2 separate regions of the Mus musculus genome follow, and region 1 is linked to region 2. Evidence: chromatin loops called from intact Hi-C (ENCODE). Cell type or tissue: heart. All regions are shown on one strand.

Evidence for each region. Peaks named below come from ENCODE experiments on the same cell type or tissue, not always from the same donor. Only the 100,000 strongest peaks of a DNase experiment are listed, where the experiment ranks them.
Region 1: a loop joins it to region 2, with 2.6 times the contacts of the local background. A loop is called at or near these places in 1 of 42 quality-filtered maps.

Annotation. Positions count from the first base shown.
Region 1 is chr8:11,307,432-11,312,431 of GRCm38, forward strand. The region is part of intron 1 of Col4a1 (collagen, type IV, alpha 1); the gene reads right to left. Among named protein-coding and RNA genes, the nearest start is that of Col4a2, 2.9 kb to the right of the region's middle. In heart, CTCF peaks have their summits at 2,369 and 4,371; DNase peaks (open chromatin) are centred at 230, 1,260, 4,320, 4,810 and 1 weaker place; H3K4me3 peaks cover 3,018 bases; H3K27ac peaks cover 4,122 bases.
Region 2 is chr8:11,546,899-11,551,898 of GRCm38, forward strand. Cars2 (cysteinyl-tRNA synthetase 2 (mitochondrial)(putative)) reads right to left here and starts at 3,873. Exons shown (of 15, transcript NM_001359137.1): 1 at 3,601-3,873; 2 at 3,360-3,410; 3 at 829-946. The coding sequence starts at 3,779. In heart, CTCF peaks have their summits at 395 and 2,948 (motif pointing right); DNase peaks (open chromatin) are centred at 2,983 and 3,853; H3K4me3 peaks cover 1,612 bases; H3K27ac peaks cover 1,282 bases.

The DNA of each region.
Region 1 (5,000 bases), 240 kb before region 2:
GTGTGTGTGTGTGTGTGTGTGTGTGTGTGTTTCCATGTCGTGTTTAGTCTCCGTAGGAATATCTGCTCAGATTCCGAATTCAGGGGAAACACCGCCCTGCGCCATTATCTTCCTTTGTGTTCTCTAATAATGCCACAGGACAGACACTGTGACATAGTTTCCAGGAGCCAGGACACAGCCCCACCAGGACTCCCAGGGGAGGACGAGGGAACAGCCTGGAAACATCAGGACCAATTAATTACCAGTGATTAATTCATGCCTCCACCTATGGGCCAGGCTCTCTCCCTAGCCTAGTCAAGGTGCTTTAAAAAAAGATGTGGCCTTAGGCGTTTTACAATTGGCAGGGATGTCAGAACCCAGCTCCCAAAGATGATGCCATAGCAAGCTATGTGGTAGAGAGAGCCTGCCTTTCCTGGTGGTTGCTCACTTACCTCATGCACACAGCTTCCCTGCAACGCACAGGCCTCCTCCGTAAGGTGTCATTACCCTCACCTTACAGACCGGGGTGAGGGGCTTGAAGAGTAATGGTTCTCATTACGATGAACTTTAAAATTCTAGGCCACACCCTAACTCTAGGAAGCTCAGGAGACTGGAGAAGGCTAAGGGAAGCCAGGCACGCTGCAGGTGTGGGAGCATCAGAAATGAACTGGCCCCTGCGATGCTGGGCTGTGAGGATGATGCTTAAGCAATTCATACACCCATACTGAGAGGGTCTGCATAGCCAAGTGGGCTGTGCCCACGATGAGTAGACCACTACCCCCACACTGCAAAAGTGTTAGCAAGCAAGAGAGAATGGCAGAGCAAGGAGGGGTGGAGACAATCCTGCCAAAAGCAGGACCTAGTGTGGGTCAGAGCCATGGAGGAGCCAGGAGAGAAGAGCACAACTCCAGAGCCATCCGCCATCACTGTTAATCGGAAATAACCAAACGGGAGGTGGGGCGTCCAAAGGCCAGGCGGTATGAGAAGCTGAAGTCCAACTCTGCAGAAGTTTGAAATCAAATGGGGACAGCTCGGGATGAGGCGTCATTCTCCAACTATAAGCTTAAGATGGCCACTGTCAGGAGTGATACAGAATGCAGGGAGCAGATGCCTGGGTAGAGAGCTTAGAAGAGAAGAAAGCACGGGCCTACTCCATAGACACGCCCAGTGGGACTGGGACAGGAAGCAAAGGGCAGCAGACAGCATTGCAACCCCAGGACAGAGGCCACAAGAACAATGGCCAAGAACCCAGGGTGGACCCAGGCCCCTGAGTGACAGACTGCCAAACATTAACCCCAAAGGAATCCTAGAGTTCAAACCTCAGAAGACATTCCCAATGACCCGGTTCTGATTTTGACCTTTCATTGTGTGCTGGACAATGGCAGACATGGTCCTTGGTATTGTTCTGCAGCTCACATATTTGCTGGCTGGGAAGAACAATGCCCCGAGATCCTGAGTTAGGCCCTCTATTGTTGTTCTTGCTTACTTTATCCCGGAGTTCCAAATGCCAAACCCGCTTGAGAGACACTTTAACGAGGTTAATCTGTTTCCATGTTTGGGAACAATCGCTGTTCAATTCAAGGCTGTTCAGTTGTGAACAAACATCGTACAATTCATCCTAACAGAGATTCGTGCTGGGGTCGACTCATGAGGCCCCGCCCTTATCTCCAAGGCTTGGTGGTCCTTCGTAACTCCCGGGTTCTACTGTCTGCAAAACCTTTACCAGCTCTTCACTAAATAACCCAGCTTGTTAGGCCCTCTCTCCAATCTCAGGAGTATGCCCACTGCTGTTAATGAATAATGAGGGGGTTTCGTGAGGTCCCTCCTGCCCTTGCCCAGATCCACATAGGCTTTCTGGGTCAGTTCCCACAGACACTCCTTTATCTTGAGTGGTTCATCCTTGCTTAACTTTCCAACCTCCCCCTACTCCCAGGAGCTCTCCCACCCGGAGAGAAGACGTGTCACACACTGGGTTGGGCACTCCTTATCTCTGATGGCGTAGACCTTGCCCTTTAACTCCCCTTAGGCTTTGTAAAACCAAAGGTCAAACACGCCATCAGCTAATCCCCAAGACAGCTCCAAGGAGAGATTTCAAGGTCACTGTGGAATGCAAAGATCCTTAAGATTGACAGATACTGGGAAATGTCATGCTGCATTCTGCTGCAGGGCAGTGTCATAACAGCCAGGGGCTTCTATTCTAGCCCCCACGTTTGGGGGATAACATCCTCCCAGTAGTCCCCCCAAAAGCTAGACTAAGTTCTCCTATGTCTTTGAGGTCCCTCGGTTGTGGCACTGTCTGATCCTCAGTGTCTCTAGTCAGTCCATGTCCTCAGGCCAAAACTGTGTGTTATTACTCCCTCTGACCTGCAGTGTGGCCAGCGCCTGCCTGGGACAGGACAGGAAGTGGGTGTTCCAAGCATTTGTGAAATAAAGGACGAACAAAAATCTACATATAAGGAAGGGGAAGTTGTGACTGCAAGGGAAACTGAGGCACAGGGTTCACACGCACTCTAAACATCCCTGAACACACTCATTGAGTGTACACCCAGTTTTTCAAAGCATCAGTCAGCACCTCTAGTGGAGCCCAGTCTAGCACACACACGGCTAGTGCGCAGATCTCTGGCTGATTTCAGAAGCCCTTACCCTTTCCCAGTCCTGTTCCTTGTAAAAAGAAAGAGGCCTGGGGACCCTCCTCACTAGCACCCCACTCCCAATATGCCTTGTTGGGGTGACATAGGAAGTCAGCCTTCTCATCTAGATGCAAACTCAAGGAGAGCCACCCAGACAGGCCTGGGAAGAAAGTCTTCCCTCTTCGTATGAGCTCTCTGGTCACTCACTCCCTGGAGACATGACTAATGTTCAGGAGACAGCAAGATTGCTGGGCAGGCATGGCCACACTTAGGGGAAAGTTCACATCTCAGACCCTGAAAAGCCATTTGATAAGCACCAATAGAGAGTGCCTGCCCAGTGTGTGCACGATCCTGGGCCCATCCCCAAGCAGAACTGATGATCTTCCCATCTAAATTAACAATTAGCTTAGAGGATATTTGACTTGGAAAACTCAATGGAGGCTACTTCATTGCTGTGGTACCTCTAACAGCTAGTTTTAAAAGGAGCTGGGCAAAATGTTATTGATACCATGAAAAGGACACAGATTTCTAAATGAGGGGGGATGTTGTTTTTAAACAGGTCTTCTTGCATACCTAAGGTCATATGCACATTTAGCAGGCTTGCTAATGGGGTGAATGTCTTACCAAGGTAACATCTTAGGGTACCCACGGGCCAAATCACTTAAGATAAGGCAGCTGGAGGAACAGAACAGAGCGAGCATCCAGAAATGTACTTGGTCTTACAGGACAATTAGTAGGAAATACATCAATGTCAAGCCTCAACCCTGGCTGGTTTGACTTTCCAAGTAAGATCAGGAGTTCATGTGGCTGACTCAACGGTTTAAAGTCCTGAGGGTCTGGACGTGAGATCTCACAGTTAGCTTTGCTAACACGATCGTTCAGAAAAACCTAAGTCCAAACAGTGGCTCATGCTTTTCCATCACAGTGATCCCCTTAGAAGGCCTAGGTCTTTTGGTAAATATTTTCCACCCTGGGGAATGAACCCAGGGCTATGTTCATGCTGGGTAAGCACTTTGCCCGTCAGCCTCTTTTTACTTTATTATTATTATTATTATTATTATTATTATTATTATTATTATTATTATAGCGAGAGTCTCCCTATGTTGCCTGGGCTAGCCTTGAACTCATTCTGTTGCCCAGGCTAGCCTTGAACTTGAGATCCCCCTGCTTCGGGTGTCCAAGAAGCAAGAACTACAAGACCTGCACCGCCAGCAGGTCCAGCCTATCAAGCCTGCTCTTTTGAGAAACTACCCTCAGCAAGAGAATGGGTAGTTAAAAGGCTACCTGCGGTGAAGGTGAAGACTGGAGAGGAGGGAACTCTCTGAAGTTGGTTGCTGATGTAATTAATCATCCTTCTTCAGAAAGGGAGGCAAAACCCAATTAAGAAAACCCCTAGTAACGTTACCAGTTTATTCTAGTATGTAACAGTTAATAATTTATAGCATAGTTGATCAGTATCGCTCCTGCAGGAAAGAGGTGAAATTCTTAAAAGGAAAGGAAAATGCACAATTAAGCAACGGTTTCTTTTAAAACTTGGAAGCTTCGGTGAGAAGCAAACGTCGTTTTTTAGGCATTTGAGGGGAAGGCAAACTGTGGAGAGGCCACACCTTGTGGCCTTTGGGCCTGCATGGCTGTCACAGCAGCAGCAGCAGCTGAAGTGTATTCTCTAGGGGCGAAGGCAGAAAGTCTGGCCGGGTTCCTCCAGAGCTGGAAGTCTGGCTCTTGCAAACATCTCCCAGCGCCCTCCTGGCCAAGCACAGCACCAGAGGAAACAAAAACTTAAAAAAAACAATTTGCGCAGGGAACAATGCGACGGAGTTTCGCTTTGGTTTCACACTCAAGTCTAAATGTGGTTATAATTTTCAGGCACGCACTCATAAAAGGCAAGAGTCGAGGCAGAGACTTTTAGGATGCGGAGAAGAGCCCCGCGTCTGTTCTCAAGCGTGCCGTAGGCTACACAAAAGTCGTGGGAAAGCAAAAATACAGATGTTTCCAGGCAAACGGCCCAAAGCTGTTCAGCCTCAACCATCACGGTCTCCAAACAACCAGAAACACACCCAAAGCGGTTCCCCCTGCACATGAGTGTAGGACTCTGAGTGGCGTGGGGTGTGCCTGGCCACCCTTCCAGCCCCGACCCACTCGCGCGCCCCGCCGCTGAGAGCCTTGGCGATGAGGGTTCAAATCTCACTGGCTCCTCGGTACCCTCACCCCGCCGTGGTACACGCTAAGCTTCAGTCCCTTCCTAACTCTCCCGCACCCAGTGTATAACAAAGGAGGTTCCGTAATGGATGTGCGATCGCTGCCCACAGGGACTAGGAGAGGGAGACCCGGGGGAAGAATGCACCTGGCCGTGCCACCCGCGGTACCCTCGAGGGCCAGGCGGCTTGACTG
Region 2 (5,000 bases):
ACATTTCAGAAAATGTCTCCTCACTGAAAAGGGAAAGCCCTCTGGTGATAGTGGCATTCAGGGCACAATGCCCAATCAGTGGAAGAACCCAGAGAGCCCCTGACCTCATGCTTGCTTCCTGGGATAACTACCTCTCTCCCACCAAGTCTTCAGAGCTGGTGTGGGGCCCAGACCGAGGAGGCAGTCAACCTGTGCGGAAAGACATGCTCTCTGCAGCAGGCCTCAAGTAGAGGCCATGCATGCACACCATAAGAAGGCCCTGCCTGCACAGAGCTGAAGTCAGAAGCCTGGGGCTATGGGCCCACTCCAAGGCCCACACCATCCGTGGCTCTGGGTTCCCAAGACTGTGATGGTGAGGGACACATATGCACCTCCTGGTGGTCAAGAGACAAGACTGCAGCACTCCCTAGGCGAGGCTGATCTGAGCTACAGAGGCCAACCTGGGCGACAGGATAAGAGCTTGTGTCTAACAGCAAAACAAGAGAAATGTGGAAATGAGGCATCGGAACACAGGGGTGTCCAAGGCCAGAGTCAGGGCCCAGGGGGTCTTGGTAGAGCTGGAGTGAGGCACTCATCACAGGGAGGGACGGGGACAAGGGTCAGAGGACAGTGGACACCCCTGGAGGGGGTGCTTCTCCGCTCTCCACTGACTTAACTTCCCTCGGTGGGACCTGCCACCATCTCGGTCTGGTTTTTTTTTTTTTTTTTGGAGAAGAGTCTTCGGGACACATAAAGGGTCACAAGTACTAGGAATACATGAAAGTAGCCTCGGCAGGGAACGGCCGCTCAGCCACCGGCTTGCCGGTCAATGTGAGGGAGGCTGCTTACCTCGTTAGCTCTCTTGATTATTTTGTCATCCACGTCGGTAATGCTCATCGCCATGACCACATTGCATCCAAACACTCTGGTCAGGATCCTCCGGATAATGTCAAATCTAACATAGGAGCTGAAAGAAAAACACTGCCAGGCTGTCTTCAACACACAGAATCAACGGCGTTAATTTACTTATTCTATTTTCTGGCTTCTCGACACAGAGTTTCTCTGTATCTGTGCAGCCCTGGCTGTCCTGGAACTCACTCTGTAGACGAAGCTGGCCTCGAACTCAGAGATCCACCTGCCTCTGCCTCCCAAGTGCTGAGATTAAAGGTGTGCGCCACCACTACCTGACCAGTATTTTATTTTTAACCTAGTTTTTTTGTTGTTGTTTTTTGGTTTTCCATACAGGGTTTCCCTGTATAGCCCTGGCTGTCCTGGAACCAGGCTGGCCTCAAACTCAGAGAGACCTGTCTGCCTCTGCCTCTCAACTACTGGGATTAAAGGTGTGCGCCACCATTGCCCAGCTGTTAAAAATTATGTTATTTTTGATTATCTTGTTTTATTTCATGTGCATGTATTTTGCCTGTGTGTATGTATGTGCACCATGTGTGCATCTGACGGTTGTGAGCCATCATGTGGGTGATGGGAGGAACTTAGTTCATCTATAAACAAGTACTCTGAGCATTACATCATCTCTCCAGGACACAATGTTTACTACTGCTACTATAGTGTCTGTGGTATGAATGCTCTGTGTGTGTGTGTGTGTGTGTGTGTGTGTGTGTGTGTGTGTGTATGTGTGCCTCTCACACACACAGGAGAGGCAGATGTGCAGAATGTATGTTGAGGTCAGAGGACAGTTTTCGGGGCTTGGTTCTCTCCTTTCACCAAGTGAATCTTGGGGATCAACCTCAGGTCATCAGGTTCTTACAAGAGGTGCCTTTACCCAGGGAGCCATCTTGTGGGCCCCATCAGCTTTATTCTTGAAAAGAAATGGGTTACAGTATAACACGCTACTATGTAACTTCCAAACAGTGTTCTACAGTTGATGCTTGGTTCATAGGGAACTAAGCCAAGTACTTTCTTACAAACTGGGTCCCACCTGGAGGCCCAGAAGGGCCTTGTGAGACGCAACAAAAGCAATCACATCAGTTTGGGACACTGTATTGCCTTTTTTAAGATTAAAGCTGTTGGATGAGTTTGCATGTATTTAAGTGTGTAAAAAATCCTGATACAAAACTCAATGTCAAGACTGTTTTGTTCTTGTTGCTTTAGGTCAGGGTTTCTCTGTGTAGTCCTAGCTGTCCTGGAGCTTGCTCTGTAGACCAGGCTGGCCTTGAGCTCACAGAGATCTACCTGCCTTTGCCTCCAGAGCTCTGGCATTAAAGGTGTGCGCCACCACTGCCAAGCAACAAGAGCTTTTTACCACTCTTGTTCTCTCGGATTGTCCCCACTACCCCAGTGCTGGAGGCAGAGACAGGTGGACCCTGGGGACGAGCTTCCCGGCCAGCGTGGCCTGTTTGTGGACTTCCAAGGCAGTGAGAGATTCTGTCTCAAAACAGACAGAAGGTAGCACTTGAGGATGACATCTGAGGATGTCCTCTGGCCTCCACACTTGCGTTTCATTTAGGTCTAAAAATACCCAATTAAGGATGCTGGCGAGATGGCTCAGTGGTTAAAAGCACTGACTGCTCTTCCTAAGGTCCTGAGTTCAAATCCCAGCAACCACATGGTAGCTCACAACCATCCGTAATGAAATCTGATGCCCTCTTCTGGAGTATCTGAGGACAGCTACAGTGTACTTACATATAATAAATAAATAAATCTTTTTAAAAATACCCAATTAAAACTGTGCAAGAGTCAGGCAGTAGGCGTATACCTTTTATCTCAGCATTCCAACAAAGACAGGGACATCTCTGAGTTTGAGACCAGCCTGGTCTATAAAGTGAGTTTCAGGACAGCCAAGACTACACAGAGAAACTCAGTCTCAAAAACAACAAACAAACAAAAAAGTGCAAGACAACAACTAAAATATCAAGAGATGGGAAATGTCAACAAATACTGCTCCAATGCTCCCTGGAGTCTAGCAAGACAGTATTCGGTCAGTGGGTCAGTGGTGGAGCACTTAGAACACTTGGGGGCGCTGTGCTAAGCGGCACTTCATAGACATTTCCAGAAACTGCCATGAAGATGTCATGTTGTCATTTCTGTCTTCACTCAAAATAAGAACCATGATTCCAGCAAGAATGTGATCCGTCCAAGACCAGGCAATGATCCCCCACTGTTGGATTCGGGTCTCTGGACCAACCTTAGAAACATCTAATTCGCAAACGGGTCACTCTCTATTCCTTCACAGTAACTCCAATGGGTATGCAACTCCAAACAGCTATGAAGACCAAAGAGACCAACATTCCGGTGTCTCACAATTCCCAGAATGCAATCATCACTCAGTTCACTTAACAGATTATAAAACAAGCTAACAGTTTACTCTTTGCACAATAAATAACCCTCTGACTTTGTCAAAGGTTCAAATCTAGGAAACTCACCAAGCATGGCCAAGATGTGCATGGTCGTACACAGTCGGTCCACAGCTATACCTGGGAACATATTAAGATCCACCATGTGAGATATGTAAAAGGAGCCCTAAGTCTTCCTTAACAACCTTCACTGAACACGCGCGGTGTTTAAGTGACGCTCGGGAGACCACGTCAGGCTTTCAGAATTGACTTGCCCCTGCGCACCTTCCCGCCCCGCCTCGCTCCGCCCTGCCTCTCCCGGCGCACGCACCAGGAGACTGCGTCCGAGCGGGCCACTATCAGCGGCTCCTTCCTGCCAGTGAGGCTGTTATGCACCTGCACGCCGGTGTCCTGGCCTTGCGGCCGTTGCCATGACCGCCCGCGCCGCCCGAGACCCAGCGCGGCCCGGAGCAGCAGAGCGCCGGGCCCAGGCCCGCGCGCCCGCAGCATATTGGGGACAGATCCAGCGAACAGGCGGAAGGCAAGATCCTGCAGGCCAGGCCCAGCCGGGCGAACCAGAAGCCACGCCCGTTCCTCATGGGGCTCCGCCCACTCCCGGAAGAGGCTACACTCTGCCTGAAGTCTGGCAATATTTAGGCATTTGGGCACGGTGGCAGCGGAAGAGAGGCGGGAACTTCGAACCCTTCCCCATTTTAGCGCAGATCTCCTCGCCTTTCCTTATGGGTAACTTGGGCTCGGTGTACATCATTGTGTCTGCTGCTGGGACCCGGTGTGCCCCGCAATATGTACCCAATCTCAGCACACCACTCCAACACACTATACACCATCCCGCGGTCATCATGTCCTCATTTAAACACCTCAATATGTGCGCCTTAACACACCCTGTACCCCATCATACGTACAGCATATCTGCAAGTATGTACCTTGCCACAATCAGTACGTGTAGATCAATACTACATACCAAACTGCTGTCTGCAACCCTGTACATGCAGTATTTGTGTACTTCTTACTGTTCTATGGGCTTAGAATGAAAGAACCACACCAGGAAATGATCCTTTCCTCAAGAACCTGTAACTGGAAATGCCTGTTGGAGAAACGACTGCCCTTCCAGAGGACCCGGGTTTGAGTCCTAGCATCCACACGGCTACTCAAAAGTTTGTAATTCTTGTTCCAAGAGGGGCCAAGGCTTCTTCTGGACTCATCAGACACTACATGCATGTGGTCCGCAGACAGACATCCAGGCAAAAATACCGTTACACATAAGAATAAATCATTTAAAACTTTTTAGAGTCAAAATAGTGGCATCCATCGATAATCAAAGATTTTGGGAGAGAGATACAGGAGCAGCAATGAGTTCAAGACCTGCCTCAGCTGCAAGAGACCCTGCCTTAAAAACAAATGAAAACGAGAGCAGAAGTCTATCGTTCATCTCTTGAGGACTGTTTGGAGTTACATTCAAATTACCCCCACAAATGCACCCCTACTGGTGGCTTACAAAAGTAAAGAGTCCTTTGCTTGTCCAGTCAAGTCTGTCTGATACTAAGCATGCTCAGGTCTTTCAGTATTTTTGGTCTTCCCCACCCTTTTTTTTTTTTTTTTTTTTTTGGTTTTTGGAGACAGGGTTTCTCTGTGTAGCCCTGGCTGTCCTGGAACTCACTTTGTAGACCAGGCTGGCCTCGAACTCAGAAATCCACCTGCCTCTGCCTCCCG